3 separate regions of the Homo sapiens genome follow, and regions 1 and 3 are each linked to region 2. The links are chromatin loops, found by intact Hi-C in ENCODE. Cell type or tissue: endothelial cell of umbilical vein. All regions are shown on one strand. Region 1 has its middle 110 kb from the start of LINC00595. Region 2 has its middle 36 kb from the start of LINC00856. Region 3 overlaps LOC107984245 (a long non-coding RNA gene).

Region 1 (8,000 bases), 170 kb after region 2:
AGTGCTCAATGTAGCCTGGTCCTCGAGGCTGGGGAACCCCTGAGGGTCTCCAGCCCTTTTCGCTGGGCTGAGGGGAGCTCTTGCTTTCAGGAGAACTGCCTGAGGCCCCTTCATTCTTTCCTATTAGAATGGCCTCAGAACTAAGACTCCCCCCAGGAGTTAATCCCACAGTTTACATTGGCCTCTCTCCAGGGAGTGAGTTTGAGGACCATTTTCTCCCTCTGCCTTCCCTAAGGCAATCACATTGTTCCTGGAAAAGCTTGGCTATGGAGGGCTTTGTAGGCCCCTGGGGCTCCCTGTGGGTGGTGAGGAACCCTCAGGTCAGCCTCCTTTCACAGGCTGGTTATCTGGGAATTTGGCTCTTAGACAAGTTGATCAGCAGTTGTCCTTCTGCCAAGGGCAACAGGGAACCTCTGGAGGGGTGCAGTGGGTTGGTTCAGGGCACTAGAGAGAGTAAGGAATAGCAAGGCCTGTGTCAGATACAGAGGAGCAGCTTTACACGAGGAATTCAGTTTTCTTTCCTTGAGACTAGTGATGTTCCAAGTGTGGTTCACAGGTCTGTGTTGCTGGTTCACAAATTGTTAGTGGTGCACGAAGGAGTAAGGAGGTTGCATCAGAGCATAAAGCAAATACAACATTAAACACATATTTAATTCAGCTTATATATGCACACAAACACGCATGCCCATAATTTGTATCACAAGACACTCTTGATGAAGGCAGCAATGCATCGATTCAGGTTCTAGTGCAAGCTTTGAATGCCATTGCAGACAAGCTCTCTGAGTAACACTGCTCTCCACCACCTCTCACCTGTCTCCCAGTGGAGATGGGATCTGCCTCTGTGCTGCCCAGGCCAACATTCCCTCTCTAGTGGCCTCCAGGAGCTTCCCACTGGGTCTCCCTGCCTCCAATCTTACCATCTTCCAGCCCAAAGCATCCTCCACCCTGCTACCAGAATGTGCTTTCTATGCAACCCTGGCCATGTTGCTTTCCTGCCAAACACCTTCCAGTGGGTCTCCGAGTCCAAGTTCCTTAGGGCGGTGTTACGTAAGGGCCCTGTGAATCTTGCTCTCTTAATGCCTTCCCACCTCATCGCCCACCCACCTTGCTTTGTCATCTAGTCACAGGATTTCTTTCAGTTCTCCAAATATATGGCACTTTGTCTTACTCCTAGGCCTGTGTGCAAACTGTTGCTCCTGGGACACTGCTCTCCCTTCTTTTGTCCTGGCTAACTCCTATCCCTTCTTCATCAGAGACATTATCTTTCTGAATTAATTAGGATGGCCTCAATTGTATGAAAGAGACTGTTTATTTTCTCAAATATCCTTCTTTCTTATCTATGGAATCCCCCCTTTTGGTTAGGTTGATGGCTGCCCAGGACAAATGTAGCTCCCAGCCTCCCTTACCGCCAGATGTGGTCATGTCGCTAAATTCTAGTCAATGGGATATAGACAGAAGAGTTTCTGGGAGGTGTTCTTAAAAGAAGAGGGGGATATTTCTTCCACCTCTCCTCCTCCCTGCTATCTGGAAAGCAAATGTGATGCCTGGAGCCTGGGCAGCCCTCTTTGAGCCATGTGAGTGGAAGTCACATGCTAAGAATGGCAGGGCAGTGAGACAAAAGATGCTTGGTTCTCTGATGACTTTAAAGCTGCCCCTGTCACTCTGAGCTGCTTATCTTCAGACTTCTTATACATGAAAGAGAAATGAGCCTCTATCTTGCAAAAGCTACTGTTATTTTGGGGCTTTCTATTAATCACAGTCAAATCTAATTCTAATTGATGCAGGTGCAAGTAATTGAATACCTGAAAGTAAGGAAGACATTTTAGATCTCTCTTTTAACAAGACATCTGGAGGGGGCCTGTTCCAGAATGGTTCGACAGTCTGATCAGTGTCTATGGTTCTTTCAGCCTTTTTTCTCGTGGTCACAGGATGGCCTCTGCAGCTGCAAATATCACATCCTCACATGGAAACATCTCAGGTAGAAGGATGAGCATAGGTTGGAAAAGATGAAAGATGTTCCTTCTCACACCCCTGTCCTTTAACCTTGGAGGAAAACTCTCTCCGAAAGCTCCAAGCATGCTTCCCACTGCATCTTCTTGGCCAGAACCATAGCTGCAAGGGAGGCAGGGACAGTTAGTTTCTGGGTGAGACAGGCAAAGACCAGGGTTGGGAGTGGCTGGTGGCTGGAAAGTCAGTGATGCCTTGACATTTTCCCTCTGTGTAGTGTCTGTTCATTGGCCTCTCTCTAGAGCAGGAGTTCCCTAAGCACAGCAGCTGGCACCAGGTGCTCTTAAGAGTGCATCCTTTGGAGCCTGACTGCCTGAGTTCAAATCCCAGCTATGCTGCTTGTGGCTGAGTTAACGTTTCTGCACTTCATCATTTAAAGGGGAGAGGCAAGCATTCTCACCTACCTCAGAAGGTTGTTTGAGGAGTAAGCGGGTTCATATATGTGAAGCACAGAATGCCAGTTCTCAAAATTGGCTGCAGGCTAAAATCATATGGGGAGTTTGAAAACTTAATGGTGCCTGGCTCCTGAACTTTACCCTGGACTTTCTCAGGCTGGTTACCTGGGAATTTGGTGCTCTTGGTCAAGTTGACCAGCAGCTGTCTCTCTACCAAGGGCCACAGGGAACCTCTAGAAAGGGGGGTGCAGTGGGTTGGTCCTGGGCACTGGAGAAAGTAAAAAATAGCAAGGCTTCTGTCAGATACAGACAGTGGAATCTAACTGGTCTGGGGTGTGGCTTGGGCTTTGGGATTTTTAAAAGCTTGCTAGATGGCTGCCATGTGCAGCCAAGAACAGTGGCTAGCAGAGAGGAAGCATCCAGTAAAGGTTAGCTCTGATTGGTTTAGTTCATCATTGTGGCCCCAGTCATGAGCCCAAAGCCTGGCACAGAGTGGGCCTTCAATAGCTGTTTGTTGAAAGAATGAATGAAACGTTGGGGACAGGAAGAGGGAGTTGAGGTTGTTTAGTCCGACCCTCTGGCACTGGGATTGCTACCCTGCCCACTTGGTTGTTGCCTTGGTTGGAACATCTCCTGTGGGCTCCAGTGCTGCCTGTTTCCTCCTTCTCCCAACAGGCCCCCAAAGGCTCTGCGCAGACCAGCACTGTCTCCTCCTTCATCCACAGAGAGGATGAAAGAACATGGCAAGAGGAAGACTCACAGAACCCCACAGAGAAGCTTTGAGAATTGGGCTGTCTGGCTCTCCCATCACCCATTTGGCCACCAGCTTTGGTCCCAGCTGCTGTGCCCTCGGGGGATGCATTATGGCCCTGAAAGGGGCCCTTGTCCCTTTTTGGGGTGTCATCCTGGCTGGGTGGTATGGATTTCTGCTGTAAACATGGCCCATCTGGGAGAAGCCCAGGTGCCACGTTTTGAACAGCTCTGAAACTTAAAGCTCAGAAGGCTTTGAAATGCAAATATTTTGAAGGAAACATAAGGTAAACATGAGTGCTTATTTCCCCCTGATGAAAACAATATGCTGTTTGCTCTGAAATGTAAATAGGACCTAGATCGCTTTTAAAGAAAGCCATGTCTCATATTTTTAGGTCCAGGGTAATATCGTTCCTAAGAATATGTGCATCCGGCAGCCTTCCCACCTGCCTGAATCCACACTCCCTTTTTCATTCCTGATGCCCCTCATTCCAGCCATTGCTATCTTCTCCCATAAATATTCCAAATCCACCTCCCCCCTTCCCAATCCGGAATGCCACACTCCCCCGCCACAACCGTCATCTAATTTTTCCAGTACTCTCTGAGTGCTTGGGAGTTCCTTTTGGATAGAATTGGGGAAAAAAAAAAATCTGTAGCCAAAGGCGTTTCACTGACTTGAAAGAGATTTTATGGTGCATTGAGTTCTAATCAACTTTAATAAGTATTTAATGCAGGATGGAGACTTTGCCCTCAGCCCCGAGGCCCAGCCATGCGTGCTCGCGGCCCCCTGTTGGCCATGAGAGTAAGGACCGCTGCTGGGACCGGTGTTTTGGGTGGGCGCGGCGAGTGACAGCTGCAGAGAAACGAATAATTAGCGATTGCAACCCCTGATAATGAGTAGCTCCATGATCCTTCTTGGAGCCATTAGGAACATCTATCTTATTAATGATCCCGCTCGACAGCCACGGGCCCGGGTGCCCGCTCCTCTCTCGCTCCTCATCTGTGCACAGAAAAGCGGAGATGGAAGGTGGTCATTTTTCATCTCCCTTAGTAGTGGGGGCTCGAGCTTTCTAGGCCGGCCACATCCCTAGGGCTGATTGGGATCCACCCATGCCCCATGTACCATTCACCCTGGGCACTCCTCCTGTCGCCAGCAGAGAACACCTTTCATATGTGCCCACCTGGTGCCTCTTGGGCCAGGGGTGCCATCACCCACAGTATGCTCTCTTCCCTCCCTGCCATTTGCCTGGGATTTGCTATGATCACCATATTTGGGCAGGTACCCGCTAAGGGTTCAGGGCCTTATCCAGGTTCACACAGGTAGTAAGGGCCAGCGCCAGGATAGGATGCTTGTCTTTTTTGTGGGTTTTCCTGATGCTCCATGTTGGCCTACTAAGTGAATTCAAGAAATAGCAGCCCTTCCTGGCTGGTTTTCTTAAAGGCGATGTCCAAGCCAGCAGTTGCAGACTGTCTACCAGCTGCATCTGGTTTGTAGGTATGAATCTGTTTGACCTGCACATGTCTTAATAATTGGGAAATAGCCACTTAAATTTCCAGATTTACTGAGAAATTGGAAGACTTGGACACATTAAATTTGTAGTTCTGTATGGCTAGATCTCAGGGGGCACCTGCTCTTTTAAGACAGTTTGCCACAGGTCCCACCACTCCCTATCATCCCATGCCTTGCCTGACTGACTCACTTATGTTACCTGTCTGTTCCCATATCTGTCTGTGTTTGAGCTTGCTGTGTTTGAGATGAGAAAGTCAAGGTAGATAGGTCACGTGACTCGCCTATGCTAGTAAGTGGCAGAATTCGGTTTTAAACTTAGTTTTCTTGGCTGTAGCTTCAGGGCAGTTTTTCATATAGCCAGATAATTCAGTTATCAGATACTGAATGGACGGCGATGCTGAAAGGAGGGTGAATTTTGCAAGTGACCTAGAAATCTTTTCTCTGATTCAACTTCTGGACTATAATAGATGACTATGTCATGAACGAGTACCTGCCCACTTTAACTGGCATATCCCCCTCCTCCTAAACATCCTCCTTCCTCTAGAAGTTTCTGTTCTTGCTCCCTCCCTTAGACCCCTGCAGATTCTGCCATGTTTTTAGAGGACCCTACTTCTCTAGTCTCACTTGATTGGCCTGGACGTGGATATGTGACCAAAGTTGAGCCAATTTCAATGCTTTTTCCCATCTGGCCAGGGATAGTTGGTTCAGGGCTGAGCATTGCATCCAAGTTGTGTGAACTATTTAGACCTGTGATGTTCAAATCTTATTTTATCAGCAGATGCCTTTTCTTAAACAAATGAGATGGGCAATAGAAAACATCTACCAGGAATAACATGGTTAAGGTTGGCATGGACTTGGAATCCCACTCACTTGGATCCCACATTCTACCCCAGTAGTTCTTCAAAGTTTGTGGGAACTCTAGGGCCCCACAGAACACAGTTTGCAAATGGTTTTCCTTGAGAACAAATAAGTGGCAAGATCCCAGCCACCCACTGAACACGCCAGCAGATGCCTTGCTGAAACCATCACCTTGGAGACAAGATGGGCAGAGCTTGAGAAGCCCTTAGCGACTGTTCATTTTTATAGGGTGAAAGCAAGCCTTAGAATGAATATCTGAATCAGTGCTTCAACCTAGAGTTTGAATCTCCTTGTTTTTCCTAAATTTTTTTTCTGGAAGAACCTTCACCCCTCTGTCCCAGCCTCACACCAGTACTCTATCTCCCATCCTGAAATTGCAAGCTTTTAGGGAAATGAAGAATGACTCCACTCACTAAGCAAACAGAACTTGTTACTTAACAAGTGGTAAGTAGTTTAAACATTGCTTTTATGTGAAATGTATACACATAAAACAGAAGAGAATGCAACATTCACCTGAGGCTTCAAAATAAAACATGAAGCTTGAAAGGGATTTGGGGGTTATAATGCTGCTTTGGATAAAATCTTCTGGTGCTCTTGAACAGGGCCCTCAAAATTTCTCTGTAAAAGGCAAGATAGTAAATAGTTTAGGCCATACAGTCTCTGCTGCAATCACTCAACTCTGCTTTTGTAATTAGAAACAGCCTTAGATAACATGTAAAGGAATGGGTGTGGCTGTGTTCCAATAAAACTTTATTTAGAAAAACAGGTGGTGTGCTGGGTTTGGCTGTAGTTGCTGGTCCCTGCTCTAGGTCAATGTGGGTACCCTACTTTGTTTTTATAGGTTTCTTAGTAGACACATCTGAGAGCAGTATATGACACTAACTAGGTATCCTACAATTCATTCAATTCTGACACAAACTTCCTAAGGCAGACCCCGCAAGTTAAGGGCTCAGCCTCCATTTCATATGCACTTCTGTCTGGCCAACTACAAATTCCCAGGTTCCCCTATCCCCAATCCAGGCTTGAATATTTGCCAGAATGACTCACAGAACTCAGGAAAGTGCTATCCTTATGACTGTTGTTTTATTATAAATGATACAAATGAACAGATTCACCAGGCAGGTCTTGGGGGTGAGGGGCCCGTGAAGCCTAAGATACTGACTATCTTGCCCTTTACAGAAAAAGTTTGATGATCCTGAGCAGTGCATCAGGAAATGTTCTCCAAAGCCACATTATACCCCCCAGATACCCCTGAAGTTCAACTGTTTTATTTTCAAGCCTTAGGAAAATATTGCATTCTCTTCTATTTTATGTATATACATTTTACAAACAGAGTGTTGCAGAGCTTCCATGCTCTCTCCCAGTGGAATGTGGGTATGGCACTCTTCCAGCAGTGTGGAAGTTACCCAAATCTTGTTTCAGAGTTTCTATCTGGGGTTTCATTAGTAGGCGTGATTGATGAAATCATTGGCCATGAGATTGAATTCAATTTCCAGCTGCACCCTCTCTCCCCAGGGGTTGGTGGGGGTGGTGAAAGTTCTAGCTCTCTAATCACATGCTTGGTGTATCTGGTGTGGCCAGCCCCTCTCTTGAAACTATCTAAGGGCCCACCTTGAATCACCTCATAAAGTTAGGTATAACCAAAAGGTGCCCATTATGAATAACAAAAGACACTCCTATCACTCAAGAAATTCTATGGGTTTTTGAAGCTCAAAAACCAAATATGTATTTTGTATTATACCACAATTGGCAAATGGATTTTACTTAATTTCCCAACTCCAACTGATTGGTCATGCCTGCTTGGAGTGCTAGGCTGTAGTTTCTGAGGCTGGGTCCAGGTTCACTGGAAAGAGTGCTGTAATCAATTAGTGATGTCTGCCATGGGTAATACAGGAGGCTTTAGCAGCACGTGTGCCGTTTATCTGCCATTCCTAAAGGGAAATCTCTGTATCTGGCACCTGTTTTCCAAACAGTATTTTCTTATCTTCCCAAATTTTGCCTGCTAACCTGTATTTATGCTATCTAGCCTCTCAAAGAGGCTATACTGAGGTCAGATCCTACTATCTTCCCGACTTGATTTTAAGTTTCAGGAGAGCAGGTTTCCTGGTGACCATGCATGAAAACTCCAGTAAGGAATATAGCCAGCATCACTCTGTGTACAGAGTTAAGGCTGCAAGAGGGGAGGGGAAAAGAAGTCAGTGAGAGTGTATAGAGGTCAGCTTCCCTGAGAGGTAGAGGGCTGATCAAGGTCCCGAAGAATGGGCAGGATGGGGTAGGTGGAGGGGAGAGGAGGGTATATGTCAGGAAGTGAGGTGTTGAGGAGCTGTGGGAGAAAGAGCTGAGGGCCAAGTCTTGTCCCCGACTTCAGAGGGCTTGAGATCCAGGTAGAGTTGGTAGCTGTGGGAGCCCTTGTTGTTGCTGGACAGGAGAGCTACATGGGACTATTTTGACATGGGGGAAGATGCATGGAAGGGCATTTC
Region 2 (8,000 bases):
AAATGCCAATTCCCTGGCTCTGCCCAGACTTGCTAAATCAGAATCTGGAGGTAGGGCCCAGCAATCTGTACGAGAAGGTTGTCCGGGTAATTCTAATACATGCTAATGTTTGGGAAGCTCTGACTATTTGGAAGCAGAACTAGAAGCCTGTCAGGGGTCACAGTGAACTGCTGAAAGTGTTTATGAGCTCCCATAATCCAGTGGCATCCTGGTCCTGGGAGCGGTGAACCCACTGGGTGCTTAGGATCCAAGCTGGTGAGTGACAAAAGTAATGGATCCAGTCTTGGACACCATAGACTAGACTTGAAAGTTGACAGACTCAGGTGTGTGTCCTGAGATGGGAAAGAGGACGGTGACAAGTCTGAAAGATAGAATCTGTCCTGTTTATTCAGAGTTGATGTCTACATGGTTTCAGGGTTCAGAGCTGGGTAGAACCCCAGGGGAGAGGAGGCATCCTGGCCAATGGAAGTGTGCAGGCAGGAGCTTCAGATTGTGATCCCCTTTGCCATTGAAGGGTTTCCTACATTAGGGAGGGTCCCCATTGGCCTCAACATTCCAGGACCTGTTTCCTTTTAGCCTATACCTCACCTTCTTGTGGCCTCCCTTCCCCAGAGTGGAAGGGTTGTAACCCTGTAAATGAGGAAAGTCCTTCTGCATGGACATACTGCTTCCTGCTGAGAAATACCTCCATTCAGGGGAAAAATGGGATTAATTTTTAGCGGAAGCAGCAGTGGCTGAACATGCAGTTTTCAAATTGTTGACTATGATATTAAGTAACAAGCAGACTCCTGTCCAAAGGATGTTATTAAAATTAACTGTTTTAGCACTACAGTTAGAATCAAAAACCAATCTGTCACTCCTAAATTGGTTTCTTTCAACTGCTATTTGCGGGTAAAATGAACAGTTTTAACAATTACATCTCCAGTGCAAATCATAAACTTGATTTACAGGAAAACACTTAATTTACTGCATTTGACTGTGCACCAGAGCTGCCAATTATCTGACTGTAAATTTCCCCACTTGGTTATTTGTTTCCTAAACAGCAGCCTTGGCCCCATTGCCTCCCTCACCTCTGGGCCCAAGGCCCCACCTGGGGTTGCAGAACCTGATTGGGGTTTTGTTTGTGAAGCGCTGGTGCTCGAAAGCAGACAGGGTCCACATGGACCCTCTGTCTGTGTTATTTCAAGTTGTAAAATATTGAGTAGAATATCACTGCTCTTTAACCTAGTCTGAGCTAGCCATGAAGGAGGAAGAATCACAGAATCTGTGAGCATAAAGACCATGGAGAGAATCATTCATTCATCCATTCATCAAACAATGATTACGCAGTCATTTTCCCAGAGCTGGGAGCTATAGGCTATGCAGTGATGGCTGCGTCTCCCATGGTTCCTGCCCTCAACAAATTCACAGTCTAAGAGGAAATACATGTGCTGTATTATTCAATATCATTTTGTGGTATAATAAATTTTCCCTTTAGTTGTTGGCTGTTAATGAGCCAAAGTGCTGGGGCCCACTGAGAAGTGATTGTTCTGCTTGGAGGTGCTGGAGAAAATAGAGAAACTCACATGCCGTAGTTTTGCAGAAGTTCCATTTGAACTGAGTCTTGATGTCTGAATACGAGCTTTTCAGGTAGAGAAGGAGAGGAAAGGGTCTTTCAGGCAGGGGGAACAGCATCAGCCAATTCTTTTTGGCACAGAAGAACAGGGTATGTTTAGTGAGGGGGTGAATGGTCTGGCCTGGGAGGAGGGAAGGGGGCAGGTTGGCACCAGGATGCCGCTTTTAAGGAGTTTAGAGTCTGTTGGATTTATAATCCAAGTCCTTCTCTAGCTAAGCAAATGGAAGTCCACAGCATTGAGATACCCCGTGTAAGTCAGGAGAGACTGTAAATGCCAAGAAGCTATAGGATGGAGAATGGAGGATAGTTTCCTGGTATTTTGAGAAGTAAGAAAGCATATGCAAACATATGTAAATGAGATGCAAGCCGGCACCTGCTCTGCATTGTGTAGTCAGCCAGCTTTCTGCAGCCCTGTGTGTTTCTACAAAGGTGAGAGAGGTGCCTCCTTGTGACTCCAGCTGAGCTACGGGAGATATCAGGGGGTTTCATAAAAAAGAAAAATTACCCCAAGACTTTCCCTGCCAGGGTCCTTTCTGTTGGAGGAAGTGTCCCCTTGGGAGAGAGAAGAGGACCAGAATTTAGGCCTCAGAAGGGAAGGATGAAGCCCCCAAAGTTGCCACCTTCTAGGGAGCCCAGACCTCAGGATTTTGAGGAGTTGGCTCCATCAGTGTCAAGAGGTTTGTGTGGGCAGCTGGCTTGGGAGGGTGGGGGGTTCTCATGCCCTCTGCTCAGGCCCTCTGCTTCACCCCAGCATGCCCCACTCCCCTAGGCTCAGTGTCCCCACGGGAAGGGATCAGTGGGAGCTTTCAGCGCCAATGTCTCATGAGTTGAAGGTCAGTGGTTTTCTCTTGGACTGATGATTGTCCTGCTCTGATCCACCTGACTCCAGAGGGGTGGGTACTGACATGGTGACTCAAGAATGTGGCCTCGGTCTCCCCCTGGGGCCTTGTGGTTAATCCCCTACTCTCCTGTGGTCTGGAACCACTGAATGCAGATTCAAATCTCTCTTTCCTCCATGATTCTATCAAGAAAGAAGAGGGTTGTCATCTCAGTTGACACAGGGGTGGAGGCCCGTGCGTGGGCCCCTGAAGTTTCTAGGGCTGACTCTTCCTAATTTTCTGTGTGGCCTTGAACAAATCCTCTCTCTGGATGTCACTCGCACCTAAGAAGCCAGATACTTCAGGTAAGAGCCCTTTCCTGTTGACAGTTGCCTCATCCTGACCTGCTGGCAGGGTGTGTGGCGGGGAGCTGAGCCCCTTAGGGACAGGGGCTGCTTGACAAACATTTTGGAGGGCTGAGGGGGGCATTGGGGCATCCCCACCTCCAGGAAAACACTGCAGCCTCAGGCCCCTGCAGTAGAGGCACCCCTGGAGGGAGGGAGGGCCAGCTGCCAGGCTCGTGCCCCTTGTGGGTCCAGGGGGCCGACGTTGGGGAGGGCTCTCCGCCATTTCTGGCTGCCCCTCTAGTCCTTCCTCGGGTCTCTTTCATCCTCCCTCCCCTCTCTCCCATCTGCATGCCAGACTTTCCCTCCCAGTCTTTTCTATCTGTGCTCTCTCTCTTATTCTCTGAGTCCCATGGTTTTCTCTCAGCTCCCTGCCTGGCCTCTCTGTCTCCCTGCAGGCCTCTCTCTTTCATCTTCCTCTCCTTGCCTGCTCTGGAAGTCCTTCTCCATGTGTTCCCCTGCCTCGGTATAACCTCTCCTCTGTCCACCTGCACCCACTTTCTCCCCCAGCTTCCCCCACCCAGCTCCCAAGTCCTGAGCGCTTTGGGGGAAACTGAGGACAGGTTTCACCCTACTAAGGATGGAACAGGCAGGACGGGAGAGAATAGCCAGCCTTCAGCAGGTGGCACTGTTGGGTGACTTTTGCTTGTAAAACCTTTTAGCACTGAAAAAACATGCTGGAATCTATTGGCATTTGAGAGGCTCTTTTTTTTAAAAAAATAAAAATAATGACTCTCATTTCCTGGGCATCATTAAACAAGGTGCAGTGTTTGTGTGTGTACGTGTGTGATGAGGATGTATGCACACAGATGTCTGCACCTGAGCCTGTGGGGCTGGAGTGTAGGGGTGTATGTGTGAGCAAATGTCAGGGCCCTGGGTGCCTGGGTCTACATGTGTAGGGATGGGAGTGTCTGTGTGCGACACACACAACCTGTGTGAATGTGGGTTTCCGTATGAACTGGTGTGTACCAGCATGGGATGTGTCTACACGTATGCACCATCACACATGAAAGTATGTGTGTGAGCGAGCAGGGCAGGTCGGGCTGTGTGGGGAGCAGGGTGGTGTGTTTGTGTCTGCGGATGTACCCACCAGCGGAAGCACAGTGGAGGGGAGGGAGAGTCATGGAATTAGGCCTCCAGGTTTCAATTCTGGCTTCACACTGCAGTGGTGTGATTTTGCTGAAGTCTCTGAGCCTCAGACTCTTCATCTGAGAAATGAGATAATAGCATTATCTGGCACTCCGGATGACTGTGAGGATTAAATAGGCTCTTCTGTGTAAAGGGCCTGTCCTGGCATGGGCCCAGTAGGCTCAGGGCCACAGTGTGTCTGGGTGAGAGTCAGCAGGTGTGGCCTTCTGCTCTCCAGCTCCACTGTCTGGCTGGGCTGGACTTGCTGGCCCTCAGGCCTGTGGTGTTGGCCTCTCTAGGGGTATGAAGACCCAGGGGTGGGGATGTCCTGAGGGCTCTGGGGTCTGACCAGCCCTAGTGTTTCCTGGCTCTGCTGGATAGAACCACAGCCAGAATGACCGCCCCCCTGCCCCGCCCCCCAGCAGTGGAGATCCAGCATGCAAGAGCTGCAGTGGCCCTCAGGGGTCGTCGACTCCATCCAGCTCCCAACATAACAGGAGAGGGGAGGGCAGGCCACAGCTCCCCACATAACAGGAGAGGGGAGGGCAGCCCACAGCTCCCCACATAACAGGAGAGGGGAGGGCAGCCCACAGCTCCCCACGTAACTGGAGAGGAGATGGCAGCCCAGAGGGGCCGGTAGCCTGACCTGCGCCCCATCGTAAGTCATGGGCTGGCCACTGTCTGAGGGCTGTAAGCTGGGCTGATTCCGAGGCTGGGGCCCAGAGGCAGAGGCAGAGGCAGAGGGCAGCTCCCTGCCTCAGCTCCTTGCAGTCCTGACTCCACCCCTCCACCCCTCTTCTTTCCTCTTCCTCATCTCTTTGTGGCGACCTTCTGCCTTAGAGCTGAAAGTGGAAAGAGGGCCGCATCTGACTGGTTCTCTACTGCTGTGTAACAACCATACCAGAAGAGAGGGGCTTCGAGCAATGTCTTCTTCTTTTGCTCTGCTCTCTGGGTTGTCTGGGACTCACCTGGGTCTCTCATGTGGTGGCTAAGGCTGGCTTCTTGGGGTCTTTGCCTCTCTTCTTGCAGCATCTCATCCTCCAGGGCCTCTCCACGTGGCTTGGGCCTCTCCCAGCAGTGTGGGCTCAGGGTAGTGATTCTTTTTATGTAGCAGCTAGCTCCCAGGACACTGCCAGTGGAGGCTGTCAGGCTAGTTAAGGGCTAAGGCTTGGACTGGCACAAGGTCTCTTCCTCCTATTCTTTTGGAAAAAATCATCATGACCCACCCAAATTCAAGAGGGCAGAGAAATAGAACCCACTTCTTTATAGAGGAGGGGAAGGTCATATTGCCAAAAAGCCTGTGGGATGGGTGATGGTGTGGTGGGCATCTTTGGAAAGTGCAATCTGCTACACCATCTTAATGGCATTATAAGATGACAAGCAAATGCCAGTCTTAAGAATGTTTCTTCTCCACCATTTCATCCAGCCCTCCCAACAGCCATCTGCAGTGGGCCTGTCCTGGCTTCATCACCCCCTGTGTCACCCTGGGCAACTCCCTTCACTTCTCAGCACCTCAGTTTCCACGTGTTGAACAGGAGTGGTAATAGTTCCTGTTTCATTGAGTTGTCATAAAGCAAGAACTCAGCCCAGCACCTGGAGAGACCTCAAATGCGTTGTTACTATCATCGCCCTTCTCTTCCTTTCACAGATGAGGAAACTGAGTCTCAGAGAAGTCGAGGGACTGGCTCAGAGATGTACAGCATGGCATTGCTGGAGCCGGCCTGGAAGACAAGCAGTCTCCCTCCAATTGCACACTGTTTTCTCTGAGGCTCTGCATTGTTGGAGGAAGGGTCAGAGGGGCTGGAGAGGAAGAAACAATGCAAATATGAGGCAGCAGAAGGGAAATAGAGGTACTGGGGGCTTCCAGCCTCATGCTGCTTGCTCTCTCCTGAATCCATCGTTGGTCTTTCTGTCCTAATCCGACCACTCCATCGCCAGCCTCCATTCCTCTGAATGTTGATAGAAGAGCTCCGGACTCTTTCCAGCTTTCCAGACTTTTCCACTCACACAGACTCAAGGGTCCTCCCAACTGTCTTGTGAAAAGAGGCCATCCCATTCCACAGGAGGGGAAACTGAGGCTTGGAAAAGGCACATGGTCCCATGTAGCGTCACTGTGGCTCTTCGGACTCTTCCAGGTCCCTCTGCCTGTCCTGGGCCTGCCATTGTTCCACCTCCAGGTCTGCCCACTGCCTGCACCTCTCCTCCCCGTCTCACCTTGCCCTGCACTGCAGCTGCCACGACCTCCAGCAGCCCTTTAGACCAACGTCCTAAAGCGATAATGCCATGATGTTCCTGGCTTTTTCAAAACCCTTTTCCTAGAGTGTGTTAACCAGAATGGCAGTCCCACGAGGATCTCTGTGATGAAAGGGCTTCATGGTCAAATAGTTTGGGAAACGTGGCTTCCTTTGTCCCTTCCTTCTCAGTTTGCCAAATTTAATTATGCCACACCCCCATGCACCTTCTTTTGTTTCATGATATCATTATTTAATACCCCATTTTGGAATATTATCTAAGAAATGTGGCCTGAGGAATGAAGTTCAAATCTCTCCTCTTGGCGTCCAAAGGGCTTCACCATCAGATCTCAACCTTGTTTTCCACCGTGCCTCTCTTGGACATCCAGAGCCCTTGCCCTCCCCTCAGTAGTCCCTGGTGTCCACAAAATCCATGGTCTCACCCTCCCTGTTTTTGCTCAGACCTCTCAACTCCCGTCATGTATCTCAGAGCTCTGTTTCTCCAGGGACACCCCCAACCTCTCACCCCTTGGCGGTGCACTGACTGCTGCATCTCACTCAGCCATTGGTTGGGTGCAAAGTAAATTTTCTTTCCAGGCATGAACCTGAGTCCCAAACTCAACCCTAAGCTCTTTAAGGGTGCAAGTGTCATCTTGGGTTTCTGCGTCTCCTGACTTCCTCCCCAGGCCTGGTGCAGAAGCACTGGCAATGCGTCTTATGCTGGGCAGACGGTGCCCAGCAAAGTTGAATAGATATGTGGCAACAGGCTGGCTCAGCTGGAGTTTCACCCTCAGTAGGGAGGAACACATAACTCCTTCTTGCTGTGGTATGGGAGTCCCAGGGTCTCAGGACAGTAGAGGCCACTGGTCCACACATGTCTTCTATGTTCAGTTTGATCTGAATTTGAGATTAGCGATTCTCTTTCTCCTCTCCCTAGTGGGAGAACAACAGGAGCTGGGCTTTGGCTGTAGCAGCAGAGGTCCCAGTTAGACTCAAGGAATAACTTTCCAAGTAGCAGAGACTGTGGACCATTTGCCAGATTGGATTTCAGTGATTGGTTTTAGACTAAGAGGACTTTCTCTGTTGTCCTTAAGGATTTAGGGGTGACTGTGTTCTCCCAAGAGGTGGATAAGATGACCTCTTTTGGGCTTTTCTATCCCTGTAATTTCCAGAGCTGCCAGCTCTCTGGGTCCCTGGGGTCACAAAGGGAGGAAGAATTTCGACACAGGGAAGGAGGTGGGAGGAAAGGGGAGAGGGGTTTGTGTTGGGGGAACAGACCCCAACCTCTGCAGCTGGGGCATGTACTGCCCAGAGGAAGGAGGTTGGCGTGCCAAACCGCCCCAGTGGCTCTTGGAGCCTCTCTGGGGCTGCTCCCCCACTCACGCGCCACAGTTATTTTTAGCACTGGGATGTGCAGAACATGCTACAGAGAAACAGAGTGGAAAATCTGACACTCAGAGCCCCGCTTGGAGGGAGACACAGTTCTTCCAGCCGGGCGCCACTCACGTGTCTGATTTGCATCTTGCACGTTTCTCCAAGCAGCCCGACTACTTTGAATTCCAGCTGGCTCCCGGAGCTGACCCACAGCCTCCTGGACAGGGCCTGGGGTCCTTGCACTTGGCAGGTGGCGATGGCTCTGGTCAGGCTCCCCTTGCTTCTGCTGGCCATCAGAATTGTGACCTGCATACAAGCATGGGGCGCTACATAAAAAGCCCAGTGGTCGTCTCCTGGGTGTCCCAGACATCATGTGGAGAAGACAGGGCAGGTCTTAGGATTGTTGTTGGGTAGGGGAGGAAAGCCAGGC
Region 3 (8,000 bases), 230 kb after region 2:
ACAGGGCCAGGTCAGAGATGCACCGTGGAGTGGTCTGCAGGGGGCTCAGGGCACAGCACTTCTGGCTTCAGAATTTTAAAAGTTCAGTGCTGGGGAGGATGAGGACAGTTCCTCCCAAGCATCACTGCAGCAACTCTGTGTCTTCCAGAGTTTTGGGGGTGGAGGATACAAGAAGGGGAGGGAGGTAAGAGGTTCTGGGGCAAGAGGTGAGAGCTGGGGATGGGAACTAGCTCTGGTCCCAGCTCACATGCCTACATACTCCGTACCCCGGCCAGATAGCCAGATTTTGCAACAATGAGTGGACATCCCAGTTAAATTTTCATTTCAGATAAACCATGAAAATTGTTTAAGATACGCATGTCTCATTGCAATATTAGGACATGCTAAAAAATTATTGGCTCTTTAACTGCAATGCAGACTTACCTGGGCACCCTGTATTTTATCTAGCAATCTTGTGCCCTGGGTGTGTGGGATGGTGGACCCTCTGTGGGCCTTTGTTGCCTGCCAGCATCACGAAGATGATGGGTAGGGCCAGGGACAGTGGAGGACCCACCTTGTCCGTGGGGATGGATTCTTCCTGTTTCATACCAGGCCCATTGTCCAGTGATGGGCAGGGCAGGCACCTCGAGAGTCCATGGAGACGTGTCGGGGAATCAGTGAGTCAGACCTGCTCTCACAGAACCCCCAGTTTCCTCTCCCCCTCACGGAATGGGTCAGCCTGAGTGAACTGCTGGCACTGTTGCACGAGAGGACCAGCTCAGGGGCTGTCCTGGGTCACGAGGGTGCCCTTTCAAAGGGTCCTGCACTGTCTGCCTATTTCAGGACTTCTCCTGCTTGTCATCTAACCCTGTTCTTGACAACTGCAGAAGGAGGCCAGAGAGGGGAATAGGATTGCTAAGGCCACACAACACGTAGTGATGAAGCCAGAAGCAGCCCTCCACCCACCCAACTCCCTGCCCTGTGTCCTTTGGGAAAATACCTGCCTGGCCCTGCACAGTGTTCCCTGAGCAGAGGAGGGTTATCCTTGGGACCATGGGGGTTCTGCCCAATGAAGCCTAATAGAGCTTAGAGGGGGTTGCCCAAAATGTGTTACATTTCTTGCAGCCAATCTGGCCTTGCTAACCGCTTAAGCACAAACAATTCCATATGTCCAACGGGCTGATTAGCCACAGAGAGATGGGAAGGGGCCGGTCACAAATAAGGATCTATATTAACGAAAGATCCAGTGATAGAGGTCCAGCTGAAGAAAATTAAAAAGATTGTGTTTTCAAACACTGCCCCCCAACAGAGGAATTTTTCTAGCTACAAGTGAGTGCCTTACAAATTTCAGACACTAATGTATTGACAAAAACAAACAAACAAAAGTTGAAATGCAGGAAACCTCCTGGGCCCGATAGAAATCTCAATGAGGTCCTATCTGCTTGGGTTTGTTAAAAAAATGCAACTAACAATAATATCTGACACAAAATTCTTCCATGGTCTGGACGCCTCTCATCCATTGTTCTCTGGAAAAATGTCTCTTTAAGCATCTGCACGTTGGCGGTCGTTAGGGGGAAAGAGCTCAGCAGAGTTTTGTTTATTTATTTATGTCCTTTTGCTGTATTCTGATAAAGCACAGGCAGGCAGGCGGCACAGCATCTGGCTTCTTGGAAAAATGGCTGCATGGAGGATTGGGGGCCCTGGCTCCAGACACAGGGGCATGAGTGGGGGTCTCAGAGCACACAGTGATTCCATCCTCTCCAGCAACTGGTGCTGCAGTGAAATCTCCCAGGGGTCCCAGCTTCCCCTGCGGACATTCCCCAGTCCTTCTCGGGGCACCCCCTGCTCTCTCCTTAGTTCTGAGGACGAGGCAGCCTGGCTAGTGGAAAGCCATGAGTTTTGGAGTCTGGCAGACTAGGGCTTAAGTGCTGCTTTCACTCCTGATTAGCTGGGGGAGGCAGAGTGAGGAGCCACATACCTCCTGGCCTCCCTGGGAAACGAGTTGATCCTTCCTGCCTCGCATAGCCATCAAAGGGTTCACTAGCACAGGGGACAGGCACTGACGACTGTCACCTCATTTGCCCAGTGGGATGAAGCCTTCCTCCCCTGACCCAGCATGGATTCAGCCTAAAGATGGTCTCTAGGTTGCACCAGGGAAGCTCCTGCAGGCACGGACAGTGCCTCTCTCCCTCCAGACAGACCCTGTATTAGGAACCCGAGTGAGAACATAAAATTTACTTGCTGAGTGTCTTCCAATGGCCCAGGAAAGGCTCTAAAGATCGGGGTGTTTCATTCCAGGGAACTGCCTGGGACATAAATGTGAATTACTGCAGTTCTGCAGCGTCCAACAATAGCACCGGTGTCCACAATAGAAACTTCAGCCATGGCGGCTTTGCACACTGTGGCTACTTTGCTAAAGACCTCATGTAAATCAGCATGCCCCCCAGCTGCCACAGAAAACCCCAAGTTCACTTCCCCCAACTCCACACTGCTCAGATGCCGGAAAGTTCTTCCTTCTGTGGAACAGATCATCTGTCTCCTTTAGCTTCTGCACATTTACCTTGCTTTTGCCCCACAGAGACTCCCAGGCCAATCTGGCCTCCTGCTTGGGGACAAGTCACCCAGGGGATTAAAGACAGATCTCAGGCCCCACGGACCAGTCCTGCCCTCAGTCTGCATCCCTGCTCCCTCTGTGGTCTTCGTTGGAGGGTCTCTGCCTGCCTCCTGCCCTCCCCTTGCCTATCTCTGGTCTCTCTCCTCCAGGACTCAGCTCCATGACAACAGGCCTCTTTCCTTGGCAGGAAACCCGTGCTGAAGCCTGGCCATGTCCAAGAGTGCCAATCCAAGAGCAAAAACACAATCCATTTCATTTCTGTAACCCCAGCTTCCTGATTCCCAGACTATGGTGGAGCTGATGTATTCTTAAGTAGGAAGACACATTTATTTCCTCTTTAATCAAACCAGGAAATTACCTGGAAGATTCAGAGAGTTTGAATCACTTGTGTAAGGTCACACAGCAACTCAGTAGTCCGGCCATCTTGGGAAACCAAGACTCTGACCTCCTGGACTGGGTTCCTTCCTCGAGAACCTCTGTGGTAACCAGTTTGGCTCTTCAGGCTGGGGAGGACCTGTAGCTGACAGCAATCGACGAGATTCAGTGCTATGTCTATTGTAAGTGTCTGTGTTGAGAAAACGGAAACCACAGAAAAACCATCAGACCTTCCCAGGGCTACAGACACACTGGGCTTCTGTCCACCTGCTCAGAGTCCAACATGGATCTGGAAATCAGCTCACCTGAAGGCCCTGCAGCCCAGTGCAATGTGTCTAAGAGCAGGAGAAGGAGAGGAAAAGCATGCACAGCTCTCCTGGCTCCCCCACCCCCAGAGGAAGTCCAAATCATTCAGAAAAGCAGATACCAGAATATTCTGAATTTCCAGTAAGGTTTCCCTTCCCAGGAAACGTGTGGTCTGGGGAAGGACAGAGACACCTATGGGTGGGGCCGCGAGCCCCTCCGGCTTCACAGGAGGAACATTTCCTGAGCACCATGGCCCCTTTCATTTGTAGCCTGCCACCCCCAGTGGAAGTGCATTAAAAACACACACACACACACACACACACACACACAATGCTTCAGAGGTCTGCCTTTGCCAGGAACTCTAGAAATAACTCGCTGAGAAACATCTCCATCTCATACTCACCACCTACAGAGAAAACGGTCCAATACGCTGGCAGCTTGGCATGGGGAGAGGCTCAGAGAGGGGAATGCAGGAGTGAGGCTGTGTGGGGGGTTGGTGGGGGCCCCACGGCTCACAGGCCATAGCTGTCAGGGCCCTCTGCACATCTGGGCTCAAACACCGGCCCTGCCACCTGCTGGCAGTGTGACTTTAGGAGAGGTGAGCACCCTCTGGGCTTTGGGGACCTCATCTGTAAATGGGGCTGATCACGTATGACCTTGTCCACAGAAAAGTTACAGCATGCCGGGTAGGAACAAAGTGCAGCTGGTTCTGGAGTCCAGGCAGGATAAGGGAAGGTCCCTGGATGAGAAAGGACAATGCAGGATCAGAGGGGCCAGTGGTGGCAGGTTCCTCTCATTTCCTCCTACTGTGAATGCATTGTATTCTCTGGGACTTTTGGTCTGTTATCAGGAGAGAAGGACAAATGATGTGTTAAGTCTAGCTAGCACCCCTATTGTGAAGATAGGGAAACTGAGGCCCACAGAATGTGGGTGTCTTCCTGAAGTCACAGAAAGGGAAGCTGCTGAGCTAGGCTCTTGCCACCCATGCTGGACTGCTGCCACCCATGCTGGACTCTGCATGTCCTAGCAAACCCCTTGGGGAGCTGTGCACCTCTGAGGGCATGAAGCCTGGGCACGTCTGCAGGAATCCAGAATGTGTTGCCACCCGGGCCTGTCTTCTGCATTTCCCTACAAAAGTGACCAGCACTGAAGTCAAATGGACAGCTAGAGAGGGGAAAGGGACCCAGCTCTGTCCCTTTCCAGGTTGTGGCATGGTGCATGGGGCTTGACTCTGTGGGCATCATCTGCCTATCTGTGAAATGAGGACATGACTCTTACCTCCTAGGACCACTGGTGAGCATTAGTCATTCATCAAACAACTACTGATGGGTATTGATTGCCTAAGTTCCAGCCACTATTCCTGGAACTGGACAACATCAGAGAGCTAGGCAGGGGCTCTGTGCACACGCTTCTCCCTCTCTAGCGAGGCAGGCAGCCATGTGACAAGCAAAAGAGAAACACGCAGGATCATTTCACATTGAGATAATAATAAACAGTGCAGTGTGAGGGCAAGTGAATGGTGTGCGTTGGGCTGGGAGCTGTTTGAGGATGAGAGGGAGGCAGGGGGCGACAGCACCTGCCAGGTTGTAGAAACCACAAGTGCCAAGATCTTGAGTGTGGTGGGAGTGGGGAGGGGATGCCACGGGGAAGTAGCAGGGCCTGCTGTGAGGCTGAGCCGGGCACACCAGTGCTGGATGCTCCATCACGTTCGGGCTGGATGCCATGCAGGAGTCTGGGGGCAGCCTTCACAGATGCCCCACACTTTGTGGGCCCAGGCAGGAATCTGGGCAGCACAGGCTGATGTGTGGGCTCTCTCGGGGCACAGGTGCCTGACCCAGGCCTGGTGGGAAGGTGGACGTCGATGTCACAGAGTGTCTGGAAGGTTTCCATCTGCCTCTGGTGGGCTGACAGCAGACAGGGTGAAGCCAAAGGACAGGGAATGTAAATTGCTGAAATCACCTACCCCTGGAGCCTTCCCAGATAACATAGGCATTCTGAGGAGAGGTTGTGGTAGAGACACAGAACAGGAAGAGAGAAACCTACAGAGCAGACTGCTTGTTTGGATCCACAGTTCCAGGTGTGCTCTGCAGATCACCAGTTCCCTAGTCTATTAGTCCGTTCTCGAATTGTTATGAAGAAATGCCCAAGACTGGGTAATTTATAAAGGAAAGAGGTTCTTATTTTATTTTATTTTTGAGATGGAGTCTTGCTCTGTCGCCCAGGCTGGAGTGCAATGAAGTGATTTTGGCTCACTGCAACCTTCACCTCCTAGGTTCAAGCGATTGTCCTGCCTCAGCCTCCTGAATAGCTGGGATTACAGGTGCAACCATGCCCAGCTAATTTTTGTATTTTTTTTTCTTTTTTTTTTTTTTTTAGCAGAGACGGGTTTTTGCCATGTTGGCCAGGCTGGCTCGAACTCCTGACCTCAGGTGACCCACCTGCCTCGGCCTCCCAATGTACTGGGATTACAGGCGTGAGCCACCGTGCCTGGCCAGAAAATAGGTTTAATTGGCTCTTGGTTCTGCAGGCTGTACAGGGAGCAGACTGGCTTCTTTTTCCGGGGAGGCCTCAGGAAACTTCCAATTACGGTAGAAGACAAAGGGGGTGCTGGCACTTCACCTGGCTAGAGCAGGAGGAAGAGAGGGGGAGGTGCCACACACTTTTAAACAGCGAGATCTTGTGAGAACTCACGATCACAACACAGTACCAAGGGGAAAATCTGCCCCCGTGATCCATCCACCTCTCCCTAGGCCCCACCTTCAGCAGTGGGGATTACAATTCAACATGAGATATGCATGGGGACACAGATCCAAACCATATCACTGAGTTTAGTGGCATTCCTAATGCATTCCCCTCCTTTCTTTATAAGAGTTTATTCAGGTATACACTCTTCATGGGCTTCAGGTGAGGCAGGCCCCAGTCCCAGTTCCTGCCCCAAGACTGATCAAGGAGGAACCATGATCAGTTTCAGCTAGAAGTTCTCCAATTTCCTATGTTTATGGGGCCCTTAGTCTCAGCAATTTTTCTCACTGTGCCCCTAAGCTAAAAGAAATATCTAACCCTTCTGCTGGGTTAGGCCCAGACAGCTTAGTAAGTATTTAGGCCCTAACAACTTAGCCAATCGCAACTAGCTAATTGTAAAGACACTATACGTGAACTGAAAGAAAAAAGGTATACTTTTAATTAATATATTCTTTTTTTAATTTTAGAAACTTGTTAAAAAACTTTTTTGTAGGCAAGTGGAACTTAATTTGGTAAAAAAATATATGTTTTTATGGTATATAACATGATATTTTGATATATGTGTACATTGTGGAGTTGCTGAGTCAAGTTAAATAACACATTCATTATTCATATACTTATTTTCTTGTGGTGAGAACACTTAAATATACTCTTAGAAACTTTCGAGTATATAATACGTTGTTATGAACTACGTCACCATGTTGTACAACAGATCTAGTTTATTCTACTATAATCACTTACTAGTGGAATGGATGCACCTGTTGGGCACTGCACAACTTCTCACACTGTGTGTTTGGATTGGACACCAGCACCCCCATTTCACATTCCACACTGATTTTCATTCCATACTTGTTTTATTTCAGCAATCACTAAAACTTCTCAAAGATACGATATCATCAAATGTCTGTAGCATGATTAATGTTGAAACCATGAATAAACTGAGCTAAAAAGTAGTTCAAGTGGGCTGGGTGCAGTGGCTCATGCCTGTAATCCCAGCACTTTGGAAGGCCAAGGTGAGCAGATCACGAGGTCAGGAGGTTGAGACCATCCTGGCCAATATGGTGAAACCCCCGTCTCTACTAAAATACAAAAAAATAAGCTGGGCATGGTGGTACGTACCTGTAGTCCCAGCTACTTGGGAGGCTGAGGGAAGGGAATTGCTTGAATCCGGGAGGTGGAGATTGCAGTGAGCCGAGATCATACCACTGCACTCCAGCCTGGCGACAGAGCGAGACTGTCTCAAAAAACATACATATATAAAAAGAAAGTAGTTCAAGTGGTGTCCAACAGATGTCCAGCATTACTGAGTTTTCCTTGAAAGCTTAAAATATCCCCTGGCACCCCTGAATTTGGTGTGGCAATCTGGGGTGCCTCATCCCTTAGTTTGGGATAGAGTGGACTTGAAGCCGTAAATCATCTGTTTAGGTAAGAGACTGTGATGCAATTCCGGCTGATGAAATGTGGAGAGAAGTCTTTTGAGAGATTCCTAGAAAAGGGTCTCCTCACCCTATCAAAGCTGTCTGGGAGGATGCCTTCTGCTGGGGGCTGTTGCAGAGTCTGCGTAGGAACCTGGACCCGCAGCTGCCCTCTTGGACCCAGAGGACCACTGTCCCCAGGAGAAGACACTGGATGGTGAAGGGGATGGAGGGGCTGTGGCTTTGGTGGCATTGTTTGGCTGCTGAAGCCTGGAAATACCCATCTCTGGACTTGCTATTTTGTAAGCTAATGCTGTCCTGGAAAATGTAGCCTATTTAGAGCTGGATTTCCTGCTCACTAGCAGCAAAAAGGACCCTTCCTGATACACTGCAAAGAATGTTTGGGAACACCACACTTTCTATTCTCCATTAGGGTCACCTATTAAAGTCTCTGAGAAATCCCACAATCCTCTGTTTACTTTGGTTCAGTACAGTTTGCCAAATTTACTTAACTGAGAAAACCTTTTTTTTCTGTAGAACCTAATTATACCTCACAGAACATTTGTGTG

What was found. A loop is a pair of places that touch in the nucleus more often than their neighbours do. Peaks named below come from ENCODE experiments on the same cell type or tissue, not always from the same donor. Only the 100,000 strongest peaks of a DNase experiment are listed, where the experiment ranks them.
Region 1: a loop joins it to region 2, with 21 times the contacts of the local background. A loop is called at or near these places in 2 of 110 quality-filtered maps.
Region 3: it touches region 2 in a loop (22-fold over the local background); 2 of 110 quality-filtered maps call a loop at or near these places.

What each region holds. Positions count from the first base shown.
Region 1 is chr10:78,377,316-78,385,315 of GRCh38, forward strand. No RefSeq gene overlaps it. Among named protein-coding and RNA genes, the nearest start is that of LINC00595, 110 kb to the left of the region's middle. RefSeq lists an enhancer at 1-533. In endothelial cell of umbilical vein, a CTCF peak has its summit at 3,939 (motif pointing left); no DNase peak of the experiment used is centred here; H3K27me3 peaks cover 922 bases.
Region 2 is chr10:78,208,201-78,216,200 of GRCh38, forward strand. No RefSeq gene overlaps it. Among named protein-coding and RNA genes, the nearest start is that of LINC00856, 36 kb to the right of the region's middle. RefSeq lists enhancers at 3,837-4,393, 4,433-8,000, 7,712-8,000. In endothelial cell of umbilical vein, a CTCF peak has its summit at 3,442 (motif pointing right); a DNase peak (open chromatin) is centred at 3,481; H3K27me3 peaks cover 473 bases.
Region 3 is chr10:78,434,454-78,442,453 of GRCh38, forward strand. LOC107984245 (a long non-coding RNA gene) reads right to left here. Exons shown (of 3, transcript XR_001747513.2): 2 at 2,952-3,158. Among named protein-coding and RNA genes, the nearest start is that of LINC00595, 170 kb to the left of the region's middle. RefSeq lists a silencer at 1,379-1,673. In endothelial cell of umbilical vein, a CTCF peak has its summit at 3,864 (motif pointing left); DNase peaks (open chromatin) are centred at 1,528 and 2,858.